Regions from separate parts of the Homo sapiens genome. Here regions 1, 2 and 4 are each linked to region 3. Evidence: chromatin loops called from intact Hi-C (ENCODE). Cell type or tissue: chondrocyte. All regions are shown on one strand. Region 1 has its middle 27 kb from the start of LINC01218. Region 2 overlaps SLC39A8 (solute carrier family 39 member 8). Region 3 holds the start of LOC124900740 (a long non-coding RNA gene). Region 4 overlaps LOC107986297 (a long non-coding RNA gene).

The links. A loop is a pair of places that touch in the nucleus more often than their neighbours do. Peaks named below come from ENCODE experiments on the same cell type or tissue, not always from the same donor. Only the 100,000 strongest peaks of a DNase experiment are listed, where the experiment ranks them.
Region 1: it touches region 3 in a loop (2.5-fold over the local background); 5 of 110 quality-filtered maps call a loop at or near these places.
Region 2: it touches region 3 in a loop (7-fold over the local background); 9 of 110 quality-filtered maps call a loop at or near these places.
Region 4: a loop joins it to region 3, with 8 times the contacts of the local background. A loop is called at or near these places in 15 of 110 quality-filtered maps.

What each region holds. Positions count from the first base shown.
Region 1 is chr4:100,904,572-100,909,571 of GRCh38, reverse strand. No RefSeq gene overlaps it. Among named protein-coding and RNA genes, the nearest start is that of LINC01218, 27 kb to the right of the region's middle. In chondrocyte, CTCF peaks have their summits at 1,739 and 1,951 (motif pointing left); no DNase peak of the experiment used is centred here.
Region 2 is chr4:102,261,098-102,266,097 of GRCh38, reverse strand. SLC39A8 (solute carrier family 39 member 8) reads left to right here. Exons shown (of 9, transcript NM_001135146.2): 9 at 2,905-4,432. The coding sequence ends at 3,054. Among named protein-coding and RNA genes, the nearest start is that of SLC39A8, 82 kb to the left of the region's middle. In chondrocyte, CTCF peaks have their summits at 2,655 and 2,855 (motif pointing right); no DNase peak of the experiment used is centred here.
Region 3 is chr4:100,418,776-100,423,775 of GRCh38, reverse strand. It overlaps EMCN (endomucin), which reads left to right. Exons shown (of 12, transcript NM_016242.4): 6 at 372-464; 7 at 696-755; 8 at 2,399-2,494. LOC124900740 (a long non-coding RNA gene) reads right to left here and starts at 2,405. Exons shown (of 2, transcript XR_007058203.1): 1 at 2,338-2,405. In chondrocyte, a CTCF peak has its summit at 2,206; no DNase peak of the experiment used is centred here.
Region 4 is chr4:101,728,799-101,733,798 of GRCh38, reverse strand. The region is part of intron 2 of LOC107986297 (a long non-coding RNA gene); the gene reads right to left. Among named protein-coding and RNA genes, the nearest start is that of BANK1, 59 kb to the left of the region's middle. RefSeq lists a silencer at 2,893-3,187. In chondrocyte, CTCF peaks have their summits at 2,878 and 3,080 (motif pointing right); no DNase peak of the experiment used is centred here.

The sequences.
Region 1 (5,000 bases), 490 kb before region 3:
CAGAAAAATTGGATATCCATACTCCTTCCCCCAACAAAAACTCTTCAGTTCATATCTCACATAATATATAATAATTAACCCAACGTGGGTCATACACTGAAGTGTAAATTCTAAAACTAACAAGTGTCTAGCGAAAAACATAGGAAAAAAAATCTGTGACCTTGGATTTAGCAAAGATTTCTTAGAAACTATGCCAAAATTATAATTCTTAAAAGAAAAGAGTGAATCAGTTGGACTTCATCAAAATTAAGAACTGTGACTCTTTGAAAGACATTGTTGAAAAACAAGTCACATACTGCAAGAAAATATTTGCAAATTACATATAAGATAAAGGACTTACATACAGAATGCATTAAGAACACTAATGCTTACAATAAGAAATCAAACAATTTGATAAAGAAGTAATAAAAGATTTGAATAGACCCTTCACCCAAGAAGATATACACATGGAAAATAAACATAGGAAAAGATGTACTAACACCAAAAGTTAGTACAGAAATGCAAATTAAAGTGACAGTGTCTAAAATTCAAATATCTGATCATTTCAAGTGTTGCGGGGCAGAGATTGAGCAACTGGAACTCTCATACACTGATGGTGGGAATATAAAATGATACATCTGCTTTGGAAAACAATTTGTGATTTCTTAACAGATAAATACATACCTACCATCTGACCTAGTCATTTTACTCCTGCCCATTTTACTCCAATCAAAGCAAAAGAATATATCCACACAAAAACTTGTACAAGAATTTTCATTACAGCTTTATTGGTAATAGCCCACATCTGGTAACAATCCAAATAAGTATCAATTGGTCAGTGGACACATCATGGTATGTCTATATAATGGAATACTACTCAGCAATGAAAAGGAATGAACAATAGCACGCATGAATCTCAAAACAATTATGCTGAGTAAAATAAGGCAGACAAAAAAGTTTCATATTATATATTCTATTTTCGTAAAATTCTAGAAAACGCAAAATCATTTATAGTGACAGAAAGCAAATAGATGATTCCCTGGTGATAGGCAGGGGCTGGGAAAAGAAAGTATTACAAATAGGCATGAGAAAATTTGGGGGAGTGACAGATGTATTTATTAATTTTATTGTGTTGGTTTCATGAGTATATACATAAATTCAAAAGTCATCAGATTGTACATTTTAAGTATGTGTGATTTATTGCATGTCAGTTATATCTCAGAAAAGCTATATATGTGTGTAGACAGAGACATAGATATAAGAGAGAAAGAAAGAGACAGCAAGAGAGACAGAGAGATCAAGAGAGAGCATGAGAATGCCCTGGATTCTGGAATGAACTCTCACCCTTGATCCAAAGCAGGAAACAGCAAATCATCCTGTTAGCCTTTATTTTAAGGGTGCTTGTATTTTCCTAAATTCAGTCTGTAAGTTACCTCAGAATGATAGATGCTTTCTTCGTACCACTTTCCGTAACCCTTATAGTCATCTTGTGCTTTGGGCATCATAATGTGTATTTTATAGATTAGTTGCCTGAGGCAGTGAGCTATTAATTAACTTGCACAAGGTCACTACCAATAGGATTGCAAACCAAGTATCTCTTGCTCCATAGCACATACTCATTCCACTCCCACAAGCCCACCTTAGTAATCAGGTGGCCTTAAAATATGGTGTTCTGGTGTCCCCTTTCCCTCAGCAATCTCCTGCAGTTCAATAAGACTTCTGTTGTTCCTAAAACCCAGTTAATAAATATGAATGCAAAAATGCACTGCCAGGTCACTATCTTTGACCAAGCAAACAGGCTCTCCCTGTTTTTGTTTTGTTTTGCTTTGCCAAGTGAACAGAGTCAATTCATTGTCTTTTCTTTAACTTGTGGAAGAGTGCGGAATGCTTTTCCTGTTGAGTGAGGTAAGATGTCCCCAATATCTGGAAGTGTGGCTGGAGGCAAAATGCAGCCACACTTCCAGATATTGACACCTGCTGGTCAAAAACATGAACATCCAGAAAGAAAATGTAGAAAGACTAATAAAACATTATCACCAATCTTTTTGGATTTCAGACTTCTCAGTAAAAATGTTTATGCTTTCACCTATAATATATGTATATTTATATGTAATGTACAAATACTAACATATATGCCATAAAACATACAGGAATGAATTTTAAACATAAAATAAAGATGGAATAAACATTAATTTAAAGATAATATATTTCATTATTGGTGCCAAAAGACGATATTTTGAGAGTGATGTGAATGAATATTCTTCGCCATTAAAAAAGTCCTGGTTTAACCCATTGTGAATACAAAAAGTGACTATTTTGTTTAGTTTATTTAGTTTATTTCAATAATGTTTCAAATGGCTTTCATAGCTGAAGATGTTACTGCAGAGAAAAGCATAAACGCAAATGCAAGTGGTTTGCACTGGTTGTGCTTACTAAATCAATAGCTTCTACTCATGGATTATGCAAGATTTTGATTTTTAAAACACTGCTAGTAAATTTCTATCTCCTTGATGTAAGTCAGTTGTTCTTGCAAGTGAATGGAAGAAGTGTTGCATTTTTTTATTATTTTTTAAACAAGATTCTGTTAATAGTTTTTTAAGAGTGTAGGAGTTTTTATGTGATACTCACTATTTTCAGGAAAAGAAATAATGAGGAAAATGATTTCAAATACTCAATTTCAATGTTCTTTCCATTGCTCAGTTTTCTTTCATAAAACAATTACTTTCTCATTTATTGTAAAAATGTTACCTTTACCTATAAATGACAAAATAAATGTGTTGTTTTAAATATCTGTATTATATCAACAGTCTCTCTAAATTACAGATGGAAAGCAAAGTTGGAACACTTCTCTTTTTTAAAGAAAAAAATATAAGTTGTCTTGAAGTTCTGCAACTCTTTTTTTTCTCATTATAATTGGGATGAAATTGCATCTATGCTCCTTAGTATTAGATTTTAAATCTTAGTCCACCAAATTTTAATTTGCTTTATATCAGTTCTTTTTTTCTTAATTTTTATTTTATTTTATTATACTTTAAGTTCTTGGATACATGTGCAGAACGTGCAGGTTTGTTGCATAGGTATACACATGCCATGATAGTTTGCGGCAACCCATCATCTACGTTAGGTATTTCTCCTAATGGTATCTCTCTCCTAGTCCACCCACTCCAACAGGCCCCGGTGTGTGATGTTCCCCTCCCTGTGTCCATGTGTTCTCATTGTTCAACTCCCACTTATGAGTGAGAACACGCAGTGATTGGTTTTCTGTTTCTGTGATAGTTTGCTGAGAATGATGGCTTCCAGCTTCATCCACATCTCTGCAAAGGACATGAACTCATCTTTTTATGGCTGCATAGTTTTCCATGGTGTATATGTGCCACATTTTCTTTATCCAGTCTATCATTGATGGGCATTTGGGTTGATTCCAAGTATTTGCTATTGTAAACAGTGCTGCAATAAGTATACATGTCTATGTGTCTTTATAGTAGAATGATTTATAATCCTTTGGATATATACCCAGTAATGGGATTGCTGGGGCAAATGGTATTTCTGGTTCTAGATCCTTGAGGAATCGCCACACTGTCTCCCACCATGGTTGAACTAATTTACACTCCCACCAATAGTGTAAAAGTGTTCCTATTTCTCCACATCCTCTCCAGAATCCATTGTTTCCTGACTTTTTAATGATCGCCATTCTAACTGGTGGGAGACGGTATCTCATTGTGGTTTTAATTTGCACTCCTCTAATAACCAGTGATGATGAGCTTTTTTTCATGTTTGTTGGCCTCATAAATGTCTTCTTCTGAGAAGTGTCTGTTAATATCCTTTGCTCACTTTTTGATGGAGTCATTTGTTCTTTTCTTATAAATTTGTTTAAGTTCTTTGTAGATTCTGGATATTAACCCTTTGTCAGATGGATAGATTGCAAACACTTTCTCCCATTCTGTAGGTTGCCTCCGATGAGAGTTTCTTTTGCTGTGCAGAAGCTCTTTAGTTTAATTAGATCCCATTTGTCAATTTTGGCTTTTGTTGCCATTGCTTTTGGTATTTTAGTCATGAAGTCTTTGCCCAGGCCTTTGTCGTGAATGGTATTGCCTAGGTTTTCTTCTAGGGATTTTATGGTTTTAGGTCTTATTTTAAGTCTTTATTCCATCTTGAGTTAATTTTTGTATAAGGTGTAAGGAAGGGGTCCAGTTTCAGTTTTCTGCATATGAGTAGCCAGTTTTCCCAACACCATTTATTAAATAGGGAATCCTTTCACCATTGCTCATTTTTGTTAGGTTTGTCAAAGATCAGATGGTTGTAGATGCGGGGCATTATTTCTGAGGCCTCTGTTCTGTTCCACTGGTGTATGTATCTGTTTTGGTACCAGTACCATGCTGTTTTGGTTACTGTAGCCTCCTAGTGTAGTTTGAAGTCAGGTAGCATGATGCCTCCAGCTTTTTTCTTTTTGCTTAGGATTGTCTTGGCTATACTGGCTCTTTTTTGGTTCCCTATGAAATTTAAAGTAGTTTTTTCTAATTCTGTGAAGAAATTCAATGGTAGCTTGATGGGGATAGCATTGAATCTGTAAATTACTTTGGGCAGTATGACCATTTTCACAATATTCATTCTTCCTATCCATGAGCATGGAATGTTTTTCCATTTGTTTGTGTCCTCTCTTATTTCCTTGAGCAGTGGTTTATAGTTCTCCTTGAAGAGGTCCTTCACATTTCTTGTAAGTTTTATTCGTAGGTATTTTATTCTCTTTGTAGCAATTGTGAATGGAAGTTCACTCATGATTTGGCTCTCTGTCTATTATTGGTGTATAGGAATGTTTGTGATTTTTGCACATCGATTTTGTATCCTGAGACTTTGCTAAAGTTGCTTATCGGCTGAAGTAGATTTTGGGCTGAGAGATGATGGGGTTTTCTATATATACAATCATGAAATCTGCAGAGACAATTTGACTTCCTCTCTTCTGATTTGAATACCCTTTATTTCTTTCTCTTTCCTGATTGCCCTGGCCAGAACTTCCAATACTA
Region 2 (5,000 bases), 1.8 Mb before region 3:
TAATAAAAAATGCTATGAAATAAGAGAGAAAGTAGAATATATGATGAGAGATGATAATAAAGGAATCTAGAATAAACTAGGATTAGCTAGCAAAAGTGTTTTAGCAAGATATAAGGTAAAACGTGAAGGATTTAGTCCACTGAAAAATTAGAGAAATACAAGTTCTGGTACAGGTGATGGTAGATGTGAAGATTTTGCTGGGTAAACTTGAGGTCATGAAAGAATGGGTTGGGTGAAGCATAGAGAGCAGGTAATGGAAAAGGAGAAAGAGAACATAAAATGAGGTAAATTCCATCCCACTGATTGATTCAGTTGGAGAAAAATACTACTTCAGTACTTTTACTCTTGTTGATGCCTGAAAGAACTAGATATTCCTATTAAGCTATCAGTACTAAAACCTTTAAACATCCAAAGTAAATGATCATACCACCCCTCCCAGCATTCTATTACAGGAGCACCTTGTTTTATTGCACATTGCTTTGATGCACTTTGTAAATGCTAGGTTTTTTGCACATTGAAAGTTTTTGGCAACCCTGCCTCAAGCAAATCTGTCAGTGCCATTTTTTGAATAGCATGGGCTTATTTCCTGTCTCTGTCACATTTTGTTAATTTTTAAACGATTTCAAACCTTTTCATTATTATTATAATATCTGTTATAGTGATTTGTGATCAGTGATCTATGATGTTACTATTATGTTTTGGGACGCCATGAACCACATTCGTATAAAATGGTGAACTTAATTGACAAATGTTGTGTGTGTTTTCTCCCTGCACCCCTGATCAGCCATCCTTCCATCTCCCTCTCCTTGGGCCTCCCTATTCCTTGACACCCAACAATGTTGAAATTACACCAATTAATAATCCTACAGTGGCCTCTAAGTGTTCAAGTGAAAGGAAGAGCTGCACATCTATCATATTAAATCAAAGGCCTGAAATGATTAGGCTTAGTGAGGAGGGCATGTTGAAACCCAAGGCAGGCCAAAAGCTAGACTTTGTTTGCCAGATAGCCCAGTTGTGACTGCAAAGAAAGGATTGATGAAGGAAATTAAAAGGGCTACTCCAATGAACACACAAATAATAAGAAAGCAAAACAGCCTTATTGCTGACATGAATAAAATTTACGTGGTATGGATAGAAAGATCAAACCAGCTACAACATTCCGTTAAGCAACAGCCTATTTCAGAGCAAGGAATAACTCTCTTCAATTCTATGATGGCTTACAGAAGTAAAGAAGCTGCAGAAGAAAAACTGGACATTAGCAGAGGTGTATTCATTAGGTTTAAGGAAAGAAGCCATCTGTATGACATAAAAGTGTCAGGTGAAGCAGCAAGTGCTGATGGGAAGCTGCAGAAAGTTATCCAGAAGATCTAACTAAGATCACTGATGAAGGTGACTACACTAAACTAATAGATTTTAAGTGTAGCTGAAACAGCCTTCTGTTAGAAGAACATGCCATCCAGGACTTTCCATACTAGAGAGAAGTCAATGCCTGGTTTCAAATCTTCAAAGGATAGGCTGACTGTCTTACTAGGGACTAATGCAGCTGGTAACTTTAAGTTGAGGTCAGTGATCATTTACCATTCCCCAAATCCTAGGGCCCTTAGGAATTATGTTGAATCCACTCTGTGCTCTAGAAATAGAACAACACAGCCTGGATGATAACACATCTGTTTACAGCATGGTTTAGTGAGTATTTTAAACCCACTGTTAGGACCCACTGCTCAGAAAAATAAAAGAAATTCCTTTCAAACATTACTGCTCATTGACAGTGCATCAAATCACCTAAGAGCTCTTATGGAGATGTACAAGGAGATGAAAGTTTTTGTGCTTGCTAACACAACATACATTCCGCAGTCCATGGATCAGTCCATGGAGTAGTTTTGACTTACAAATCATATCATTTAAGAATAATTTGTAAGTCTCTAGTTGCTGTAGATAGTGATTCCTCTGATGCATCTGGGCAAAGTAAGTTGAAAACTTTCTAGAAAGGACTTATCCTTCTAGATGATATGAAGAACATTTGTGATTTATGGAAGGAGTCAAAATATCCACATTAATTGAAATTGGAAAGAAGCTGATTTCAACCCTCATGGATGACTTTGAGGTGTTCAAGACTTCAGGGAAGGAAGTAACTGCAGAGGTAGTGGAAATGGCAAGATAACTAGAATGAGAAGTGGAGACTGAAGATGGGACTGAATTGCTGCAATCTCGTGATTAAACTAGAATGAATGAGGGGTTGCTTCTTACGGAGGAACAAACAGTGATTTCTTGAGACAGAATCTATTCCTGGTGAACATTGCTGAAATGACAACAAAGGATTTAGAATATTCTATAAACATAGTTCATAAAGCAGGGACAGAGTTTGAGAGGATTGCCTCCACTTTGGAAATAATTTCTACTGTGGGTAAAATGCTGTCAAACAGCATTGCACACTACAGAGAAATCTTTCATGAAAGAAATAAATTGATGTTGCAAATGTCATTGTTGTCTTATTTTAAGAAATTTCCACAGCCACTCCCATCTTTAGCAACCACTACTCTAATCAGTCAGCAGCCATCAAGATGGAATCAAGACTCCACCAGCAAAAAGATTACAACTCACCCAAAGCTCGAATGATTGGTAGCATTTTTTAGCAATAAAGTATTTTTTTAAATTATGGTATATACATTGCCTTTTTAGATATTATGCTATTGCACACTTAATAGTCTACAGTATAATGCAAATATATCTATTATATGCACTGGGAAACCTGGGAATTCATGTAACTTGCTTTATTGAGATGTTTGCTTTATCACACTGGTCTGGAACCAAACCCACACTGTCTCCAAGGTATGCCTCTAAGTGACTGTTTTGTGGTTTGCCACAAGATGGCAACAGTTATCTAACAATATATCTGTCTTCTAGTTTCCAGAGATGAATGATATGCTGAGAGAAAAGGTAACTGGAAGAAAAACCGATTTCACCTTCTTCATGATTCAGAATGCTGGAATGTTAACTGGATTCACAGCCATTCTACTCATTACCTTGTATGCAGGAGAAATCGAATTGGAGTAATAGAAAATGGAAGATGGTGTTGTTAATAAAGGCATTTAATAGATAAAAACATCTCCAAAAAGGATTTTGAAGCTGATCCTATTTAGTTAAAAAGATAATTTTGCTTTCAACTGTAGGTCCAGAAAACTAATTATTGGCATCAGTCTGTGAAATAGTCCATTATTTGTTGTTAAAAATGCTTCAAAAGGTTTTCAGTGTCAGTCTGAGATGCCTGGTATATAGGAGCCTTTGGGAAATACCTATTTTTCAGTATTCCATGCATATTAGATATCACCATGAAGCAAGAGACATGCATTCTATAATCATGTAGACACTCAGACTCAGGGGAAAATACAAGTTATATCCTGAAAGCCTTTAAAACTCTATGGTAGGATCAAAGATTCAAATGGTTTCAGAGAGGTTTTATTTCAATTAATTTGTTCTAGTGCTTTCAAGAGCAAGTACATCAAAATGTAGAAGGTAAAATGTATGCAACACTAATATAAATTATTCCAAGTCTTTAAGGAGCCAAAGAAAAAAAAGATTTCTCACAGCTTTTTGTTCTGTTTTGTATTTCAATTAGGAACTTGCAGTATTATTTTGAAAACCATTCTAAAATAATAGGAGTTAGGAAATAAATAAAGTTTTGCTAGCCCTGCTAAGTTCAGGCTTAGAGGCTTATCGCTAAGTATAAACTTCACCAGATTCCACGAAAAGCTGGATAGCTTTTTTTCTGACTTATGTTGTGGTTGCACCCCTCACAAATGGCAGAACAGTATGTAAAGCTGGTAACACCTCGGTTTCAGTGCACCATGTGTTTGCTTTGTGAAGGTGAAGAATATGTTGGTTTAGAGAAAGAAATTGGATGTAATTTTATGCAATTTACTTTTAAAGACAAACATAACTATTTAGCAGAGAATATTTTAATAAATGCAAAACAACAGCTGGACTGCTGTACATCAAGGACAGATTAACTGGAAAACATATGTTCCTTATGTGTGATCGAGAGCCATTCAGAAAAGACTTCCTTTGTGTTCAGCCTATACTTTTCCATATGGTATACCTTGAAAAAAATTAGCACACCATGGTTATTTTTCTACCTTTTATAAAAGACAGAGCCTGTTTACTCATTTAGAAGATAGAGAAAATTGGTCTAAAATTGAACATCCTAGATTCACACTCCCAAGTCACTTAAGGTGATTTGATGGTGAGGAAAATGATTGACAAAGCCCAACAATGATCTCAGGAATTACATTTTCCAACAGACCAAAAAATGTTTTCATGTAGCAGCAATGCAGATTTGGTGAATATTTAATATATATTTTAGTATGTATTTCACTTTATGACTGACAATTAAAAAATATTGTTTGGCCAAATAGTAAACACCCTTTTGAAACCATGTATTGTGTCATTTGTTATTTAATATTTGTCCTGTTGAGTGACTACCATGTATCTGGTATTATGGGGGAGAGATATAAATAGGAAATCAGTGATGTGCTCAAACTGTAAATCTAACCCCGCCATGGCTTATTTCTATACCAGTTGCTTAGCATGGCCAACCCAAGAGTCGACGATTTTAATAGTCTCTGAATAGTATTATGATGATCTCTCGTTACTTAGTAGGGCCCTACCTAGTAGACTGTTTCGCTTTACCACATCTAAAAGGGTTTCTTTAATGAGGTGCTTAAATTTTTAAAAAGTGAACTAGTTGAGAAGAGCCAAAACAGCACCACGAGTTTACCAGACAATTAACATAGGCATATCAACAGCTGATTACTGATGGCCTGTGCCAGGGGAAAACTTCCAGTCTGTCCTCCATGCTCTGGTTGGCATCATCTTCCTTTAGGTCTCACTTTGGAGACCAGACTTCTGTGCTCATTTAAGGTCCATTACGGTACAAGAGGTTAACCCTATAATAAATAAAGATTCTCCAACACTGATGTTACTACAGCTTCTTTCTCACTGAT
Region 3 (5,000 bases):
AAAAACACTATCACCCAAAGTTATAATATCTGAAATTTGAAAAATGCTTTTGCATAGATTTACATCCCACAAGAATCTTATGCAGTAGGTTATACAGGCTGTAATCTACGCTAAAAAACTTACTGAAGTTTTCTTGGCGAGTTCCTGAAGATGTAAAACTGATACTCAGGCTTTGTGATTCTAAATTTAATTATCTTTCCAGGAGGAATGGATGAACTTATGGTTTAGTGTTATGATTGCATTTATCCTACTATTTGACAATAAATAGTTTTCACAGATCTTCAGAAAAGCAAACTGTTTGAATCTGCAAAGAAATCCCATATGAAGGCTTAATACCATAGCCTGATTCTGCATTTGTAATTTTCATACAGGTAGTGTTCTACAACCAGATGCATCACCTTCTAAAACTGGTACATTAACCTCAATACCAGTTACAATTCCAGAAAACACCTCACAGTCTCAAGGTATGATATCTGTGTGCCTGAGTGGAAATCTGCTCTACCTGACCCTTTCTTGACTGAAACCCTAACAATCTTGACTCACAAAACAGAGCTCCTTCAGAATGAGACTGAATCTTTTGCACTTGCAGCATCATACCTACAAATCATGGCTGTTTCCTTAAATGAGGGTGGAGGGAGGACTGCAAGAATTGGCACACATTAACCAAAAGTGACTTGTTTTTTTCTTTCTTAAAGTAATAGGCACTGAGGGTGGAAAAAATGCAAGCACTTCAGCAACCAGCCGGTCTTATTCCAGTGAGTAACAGCAATGCCTTCATTCATGGCAGTAGATATGCAGAATGTTTGAATGTGACCAGTAAAGGAGAGGAATCAGATTATGGGCAGCCTTTTCTCAACTTTACTGAGCCTGCAATCCCATTACAATCCCATCTAACTGCTGCCTGCTCTGAAAATTTCCCACAAGTGAGTCTTAATGACAAAAAAAAAAAAAAAGAAAAGAAAGAAAGAAAGAAAGAAAACAGAAGAGGAAAAAAAGCACAGTTTGGCAATTTTTTTCTTAGTTTAGTGTTTAACAATTACGATCAAGGGCCAAGGATGACTCGATGGGACTAGTTTCAGATAAGTCAAAATGCACAGGTAGAGGTCCCCATAAAAGTGAATTATTTCCAAATTATCAGGTTGTATACCCTGAATATATTTTATTTTTGTCAAGTAAATAATTAAAATAATAAATAAATTATATCAAAAAATGAATTGTTTGCCTTCATAGAACATTAAAAACGGCCTTTAAGAAATGTTCCATTTTAACTAAAACCTATATATGTCATATAACATTTATGTGTGTGCTAAGACTGAATACAGAATATTAAATAACTTCCTTAGTAATTAAGAATAAAAAGACAATATTCAAAACTGTTATTATAAAAGGCTCTATTAAGTTTAGTTAAACCCATTCCATTAAATAAGTCATCATAGAAATTACTGACCTGCTGATTCACGGCATCTTCATTTGGGAGGCAATAATGATTTCACCTAAGGTCTATTATGAAATCAGCAGAACTTACTTAAAACAAATATTTAACTCTGACAATGGAAGTGTAAACCATCCTACAGATGAATTGGAGAGTAAGTCTCACCCCTGATAAATATATAAGGAGTACATATGAAAGCAAATATGCTAAACTAATAGTCATCTTAATTTCCTTTAGTTGTGTGTCTATGACAGCTCTCTTGCTTTTATCACTGTACTTTTAACCTTGGAAATAACCATCAGAAAAGAAGGAAAGAAGGAAGGAAGGAAGGAAGGAAGGCAGGCAATACTCTTCCTCTTAATACAAATATGAAAAACTCACCCTAAGTTACTGCAGCAACATCACTCCCCCAAACAGACACACATACACATCTCTCTTGAATCATGTTCATTTTCAAGAATCATCTTCACTGTGGTATCTACTTACATTATTTTATGCCTTTTCTAGTTTTAAGGTATTATTATAGAAAGAAATTTGTGAGTGTTTTAGAAAGCCAGCATTAGGACTAAAGCAATCCCCGTTGGGTTATATATATTTTGGTAACTTCATTATAAAGTACTAAAAAATGTAATGAGTGAATGAGGATTTAATTATAATCTAGAGTACATCTTCTGCTTCTCCAGTCTCCCATCTCCCCACTTCTTCAGTCTCCAGGAAGATGGGGGCACTCTCTCTTAAGGTTGGAATTTTGTTTCAGAAAGGTTACAAGACTGACATCAAGTGGTTATGTCAAAGATGACAACTAGAGCAAACCCCATGAATCAGAGGAATCTTTGCCTAAAATATGTTTTTAATAGAATGATATTTAAAGAAGAAAGGAAGTACTCATGCTTTGGCTCACTTACCAAACTATCGCTGTGAAATTCAGTAGCCACTCTAATTGACAATGTCTCCAATTCTTTTTAGGTATTATTTTGCCGGTGGTTATTGCTTTGATTGTAATAACACTTTCAGTATTTGTTCTGGTGGGTTTGTACCGAATGTGCTGGAAGGCAGATCCGGGTAGGTAACAGTGTTTTGTTTTGTTTTCCTGAAAGAAGAATGAATGCTCAGTTTAAACTTGATTTTAAATTCTTAAAGGGAGAGAAAAGTTATAGAAAGAAATGAAATGTCATATTTCCTGATCACAGAAACAAAGGACGAAGGGCACAGACACCCACTGAATGCTAGTGAACTGCAGAGTGGGAACTAAATACTATGAGTAGATATTATCAAATATAGGGAAATTCTTTTTAATAAAATAGCCCAAATTTTATGGGTGGTCAGGGGAATATGATAGTAAAGAGGGCATAACAATGACATAACTTGTCTATGGTAAAGATTAACTCCATTTCTATGTAACAGAAAATAAAGAGGGAGATTGCTAAGAATTCAGCTCAGGGGCCCATAATCTCAAAAAATGTCCCGTGACTAATTTCCCTCCTGGGAGACACACCCAACGAAAGTATCTTCCAAGACCATGTTATATTTTTTATCCTTTTTAAAAATAAACTTTCTATTTTAGAGTAGACTTAGAGTTACAGGGAAGTTGCAAAGATAGTACAGTGAGTCACCATACCTAGTTTCCCTTATTCCCTTATTAAGATCTGATGGTATGTTTGTCACAATTAGTGAACTAATACTGATAAATTATTGTTAACTAAATTCTGATTTCTTTTAGTCTTTACTCAGTCTTTTTTCTGTTCCAAGAAATTTGCCTCTTCTTTACTCAACCTTCACCTAAATACCCCTTCAACTCCCATGGCTCAGCTGTCATGTTACCGTAATTGCAAACTATCTTTCCACTTCACAGCCCAGCCCTGGTCGTATAATGTAGTAGCATGTATCCATGCCCTCATCCATACTATTCCTTCTGGAATATCCAGCCCACCTCTTACCTTTCATAACATACCTAATCTCCAACTTACCCATTAGGACTCAACTCAAACACAAATTTACTGTATCTTTTTATAACATACCACTTCTTCAAGCAGAATGAATTCTACCTTTAATTGTATTACTACAGATTTGGATTATATCATTTATCATACCATAGTACAGTTACTTATTTCTCCATGTGCCTACCTCTCTTGAAAGTCAGGCAACCCTTCCAAGTCACAAATCACATATTGTTCACATTGCATGCTACCTAATATATAGCAGGCCCTTACTATATACTTATTGAGTTACATTTTTAAAGGTACAGTAAATAGAATTCTTCTTCCCCACTTTAATTCTAAATATGTCACAAAAAAATCTAAGTCTCATAAACTGTTAGAAGGTAAAAAGCAATTATTTTTATAATGTATATAAGCTGCATTATTCTTTGTTTACCTCATGGACAGTGTGCCCCCCAGGACACCAGTGAATGCTATCCCTAAAGCCACCTGCTCACCATGCATTGCATGGACAGTTGTAGTATGATAACGACAGTACCAAGAGAAGCTAGGAGACCAAAACAGCAGAGTTCATTTTAGCTCTTGGTGAAAAGTAAAAACAAATCAATGCCTTTTCCTTTGGGAATCAGTGAATAAACTTCTTAATGTCTGAAACATGTCTCCTTGTTCAGTTTTCAGAGGAGAAACAGCATTTTTATAAGTCAGTTTAATTTCTCTAAGTTTCTGAACTACCTACCAATCCTGTCTTTTACTGAAAATCAGCCTGAGAGTGTTGAGTAAGCAGGATATGTAAAAATTAATGTGCTAAATTTATTTGTAAAAATATGCTATACTAAAAATTACTTTACATAGGAAGATTTAAGAATGTATTATTTGAAAAGTTGACCTTTTCTATTAAAGCGGTTTCCATGGATGTATAAAGTTCCTACCACTACGGATAGCTATTCTGAAGACATGAGTATTTTAAAGTCAAGTTTGGCAATTGTACAATTAGCCAAATCTTTTTGGTTGTTGTTAACTTTGTTTCTGAGACAGAATTTACAGCACTGTTATCATTAAATTAGCACCATTAAATACCTGCAGTTAATCACTCTTCAAGTATGTGGGAGAGACTTTATCTAGTTTGGGAAATTAGTAAACCCATTCTGCTCTGTGGAAGACAACATGAATCAGAGATTTCCGTAAGAAATGAAGCTTATCTGGACAAGGTTGACAGTGGACTGAACTTTAACCAAATAAGAATGGTATATACGCAGAAAATAGTCTGTTGGCTTGCATCTATCTGCTAATGAGACTATCGCTATAGTTTCCTAGGGAAAAAATATTAAAACAGGCATATAAAAATCTCAATACATTTTGCTGGAGAGAATGCGGAGAAAAGGGAAACCTCGTACGCTGTGGGTGGAAATGTAAATTAGTACAACCACTATGGAGAACAGCTTGGAGGTTCCTCAAAAAAACTAAAAATACAGCTACTATATGATCCAGCAATCCCGCTGCTGGGTATATACGCTTAACACAGGAAATCAATATATCAAAGAAATACCTGCAGTCCCACATTTGTTGCAGCACTGTTCACAATAGCCAAGATTTGGAAGCAACCTAAGTGTCCATCAGCAGATGAATAGATA
Region 4 (5,000 bases), 1.3 Mb before region 3:
TAAAATTCCCGTTTTCAATATTGCAACATGAATCACAAGTAATTGAACATAACATAAATCAGGTTAGTCCAAAGTTTCCTGGAAAAATGACAGAAATTAGAAAAGAATTGGTCATTATTCAGTACCAAAGTGGGAAGGAGGGTAGTTCCTCGTGAGTGAGAAGAATTACATCTTGGGGAATGTGAACATTGGCTCCCAAGGGCTATCCTTGTCACACTCCCACAGCAGGGAAGTGCATAAAATTTCAACACACACACAAGCTTCAGTGAATTGCCAATTATTACTTATTCTGAATAGCATGCCCTGATCAATAATATGTGTCTAACACCCACTTGGAAAATAAAATTATGGTCTAAGAACAGGCAGTGTAATACCATATAATCTTTATTAAAAGTCATCTCTTCAGCATTTACATATAATTTCTCTTAAATAAACAGCATATCAGTATTTTATATTATTACTTGGTGTTTTCTATGTTCTGGGAAACTTAAAAGTTTGTGTCATATGTATATTTATGTTTTTAAGAATTTAAACTCTTGGCCAGGCGCGGTGGCTCACACTTGTAATCCCAGCACTTTGGGAGGCCAAGGTGGGCAGATCACCTGAGGTCGGGAGTTCAAGACCAGCCTGACCAATATGGAGAAACCCTGTCTCTACTAAAAATACAAAATTAGCTGGGCTTGGTGGTGCATGCCTGTAATCCCAGCTACTCGGGAGGCTGAGGCAGGAGAATTGCTTGAACCTGAGAGGTGAAGGTTGCGGTGAGCCAAGTCGTGCCATTGCACTCCAGCCTGGGCAACAAGAGCGAAACTCCATTTCAAAAATAATAATAATAAATAAATAAATAATAAATAAATAATTTAAACTCTCAGTACATAATATCTTCCTCTAAATTATTCTGTTTAAGACAGGGGTACACAGTGTCATGGTAAAAGTATGCTGCTGATTGTCCAAAGCTCTGCTAATTATGAAGATTAAATTTGGATAATAAACTATTAATGGATTTCAAAAGGCTATGATCACGGGCATAAAATGGTAAATAATCTTTAATATTGTATAACTTATAAGATAGTTTATCTGAGGAACATTGAAAAGAGCCAATGCCTCTAGAGTACCTTGTAAGAGCTAAGCACTTTATATATATTGTCAGTTAGACACCCCCCCAGTTGTTGAGGATTTAGACATTTTAATGACATTTACAGGTAAAGAAATTTAGATTCACAGAGACTACTCCATCCAGGATTATTTAGATAGAACATGGTAATGTGGTAAAGCTGATCATAAGCCCAAGTATATCTGAATCCAAAGCCCCAATACCAGTATGGTTTCCATTCCCTCATGACTTCTCACTAAAAAAAGAAGAAACAAGTCACATTATAAGATAATGTGCTCCTAGCTAATATATTTGAGGAAGAGGATTAAGGAGTCTTTGTTTCTAATATTTACTTAGACATCAGATGCATCCTATGCCTATTTCTATTTTGTGCTATTTTGTCTGTTTTCTCACCTCCACAAGATCGAGAGTTATTTTAATTCAGAGATTGTGACTCATTTTTCTGTCACCACAGGATACAGTACATTCATTCACCCATTCACAAATATTTGTAAAGTACCTACTATGTGCCAGGAATTATATCAGGTCTTCAGGAAAAAGCAAGAAAGATTAGTTTCCTATGGAGTAGAATAAATTCTACTTGAATAAATACACTAAGAATATTTTCAAAGGAACACATATTCAAAGTGCAATCATTCTCTCATCTATTTACCTTATTTCTAGTTGCCTCTTTATAAGAAAGGTGATGACGAAGGTTAATTAAAAACAAAACATGCGTCAGAACACCTAGCATAGAGTCATGATTTTGCAGCATATATGTTAGACATGTCAATTAACCTCTTTAAACCTTACTTTCTTTTATGTAAGTCAAAGATGAAATCTGTGATATGCAAAACGCAAAGATTTTATTATTCTTAAAATATACAGAACTACAGTAAACTAATCAAACCAAATGAATTTATAGAAATAAAAAAGCTAAAGAAATTTGGGAATATTAGGAAATTAATTTTAAAAGTAAGTATAAATTGCCTATGAAAAAGAAATAATATTCAGAATTACTAATAGTAAACATTCACAGTAAAAAAGAAGTATTATTATCTTCTAACAATTGCCAAGTATTAAAATGATTAATAATTTCTAGTATTAGAAATGGAATAAGGAAATATAGCAAACATTGTTAGAACTTTTGACTCATGCCTTTTTACAGAACAATTTGGCAATGTACATCACAGCTGTAAACATGCCATTTGACCGTACAATTTTGTGATAGCGTAAAGAAACAATAAGTAGATAAGCTAATAAAGATGTATGTATACAAATGTTTGTGATTACATTTTTAGGATACTAAGCATTCCAATGATGGAATAGAATATTAATATTGAAAAAAATGTATTGTTAAGTAAAAGTACACATAGAATTAATTACATGCATTTGGCTTCACTTTATTAAAAATGTATGGTCAAACATTTGCATGCTATCTGATGATAGCATATCTATCTCTCTGACTGGTGATATGCTTTTATGTAGATTTCTGAGTTATTTAAACATGTATTATAATGAACACATATTAAAATATAGATGTTAATTCATGCCTATCTCAGAGGGTTATGGTATACATCAAATAAAATAGAATTTATGAAATGTAAGAGTAATATACAAATGTAAGGCATTTAAATTGTAAGCTAGAATACAAGCAAACAATCTTGAAACTTGAGTTCCACTAAAATATAACACATAATAAGCTTAGGTAAGAAATTTGTATGCAATAGAGAAAGCTAAACAACTTTAATCAACAAAACTATTTTGTTAGCTAAAAGAAAGGAAAAAAAAATGTACAGTATTTCTTTTTTGTCACAGTCCCCAGATCGGCGGTAGAGGTTCCCAGTCTGTGGCAGCTCTGCTTAATGATAGATGTACCATTTTCAACAAGTAGTTTTCAAATTCACCCTGGGATTTTTCTCTATCCAGGTTAACCAGAAGAGAGAAAGAGGACAAGTGCATGTAGGAAGTTATTATAGGTCAGGCCAGCAGGTGGCATGCCTAACCTCTGTTCATATCCCATGGGGTGGGAACTTAGTCACAAGGCCACATGGCCAGGGATGCTGGGAAGGGCCAATTTACTGCATGCTCAAGAAGATAAGTGAGAGATTTTAGTGGACAGCTAGCAGTCTTTGCCAGAGCTCTAACCAACAGAATCTATGCATGCTTTTCTTGCTTCATTTAGAACATATTCACTCTGTCCTGAAGAGCCACCCCATCCAGCCAAATGTTCAGATATCTTCGAAACCATCACTGTTCTGCATCAGGTACAGGAACAGGAACAGATCCTTACGGTCTGATAATGAGGGAGTATGGGAAGAATAAACACAATGAAGGTTCCCCAAGGGAAGAATGAACCTTACCCATTGGTCACATCCATCTGCTGAGTAGGTATTGTGAAGACTCCCTGCTCTGTCCCAACATGATCACTTGTCAGGAAAGTGGAAATGGAGCCTTTGTTATCTATATTTAATGGCTTTTAAGGTCATCTTGTTATTGGTATCAGTGTCTGCTAGAGGAAGAAAGAACATGGAGGAGGGCATATGGAAGGCCCAGAGGTTGTATAAATTGCTTCTGCTCACGTTATAGGGGCTAGAACTTAGTCACAAGGCCATAACTAACTACTAGGGGGACGGCTGGCAACTTCAGTCTAGCTATGGACAGAAGAAAAACAGGGAAAAAATGATTTTGATTTAAGTAGTCTTTCTTAACATCCAAAAACCATTAAGAAAAACCAAGAGAGAAAAGTTACCTCATATCCTTGTGCTTTTTATTATTATTTTTTTTTGTTTTGAGCTCACAGTTATTTGTTCTTAATCTATGGAAATCTCTAGAGTTGAAATTGGAAATGCTTTTCTGCAAGATTACTTGAATTTGCTTTTATTTATAGCCAGAGGACATGGCTCTTCTGGGACCACTTTTCTTTCTGTGAAAATCCAGGCTCAATGAGAGTCTGAGGCTGAGTTCCTTACCTTGCTTTTACTGAAGTGCTTAGCTAAGGTCAACCCTGCCTTTTCTGTCGGCTCATTGGTCTGAGATCACAGCTCTGGTTTCTACTCATAAATATTTTGGGGGTGAGCTTAGAGATTTCCCTTTCTTTTTATAACCTTAACAATGTACTAAGAAGTATATTTTACTCAGAATGTAGGGGTTTGTAGTGAGAGGGACTTATAGTTAAACTAATCTACCATATAGCTGAAAGTGTAGCTCTAAGGGAAGAATTTTGTTTTAATATCCCTAATTAAAGACTTAAAAATTGACAAATAAAAATTGTATGCATTTATGGTATATAATGTGATGTTTTTATATATGTATACCTTGCAGAATGGCTAAATAAGGCTATTTAACGTATGCATTACCTCACCTGCTTGTCATTTTTTGTGATGAAAACACTTAAAATTTTCAAGTATACAATTTTCAAGTATACAATATATTGTTTTTAACCTTGATGTAAAATAGATCTATTGAACTTATTCCTCCTATGAATTTTGTGTCTTTGACCAACATCCCCCAACTCCAAGCCTCTGGTAACCATAATTTTACTCTGTTTCTTTTTTTGTTGTTGTTTTTGAGACGGAGTCTCGCTCTGTCGCCCAGGCTGGAGTGCAGTAGCGCAATCTCGGCTCACTGCAAGCTCCGCTTCCCGGATTCAGGCCATTCTCCTGCCTCAGCCTCCCGAGTAGGTGGGACTACAGGCGCCCGCCACCATGCCCGGCTAATTTTTTATATTTTTTTTTAGTAGAGACGGGGTTTCACCGTGTTAGCCAGGATGGTCTTGAACTCCTGCCCTCGTCATCCGCCCACCTCGGCCTCCCAAAGTGCTGGAATTACAGGCGTAAGCCACCGCGCCCAGCCAATTTTACTCTGTTTCTATGCATTTGATGACGTTTTTAGATTCCAAATATAA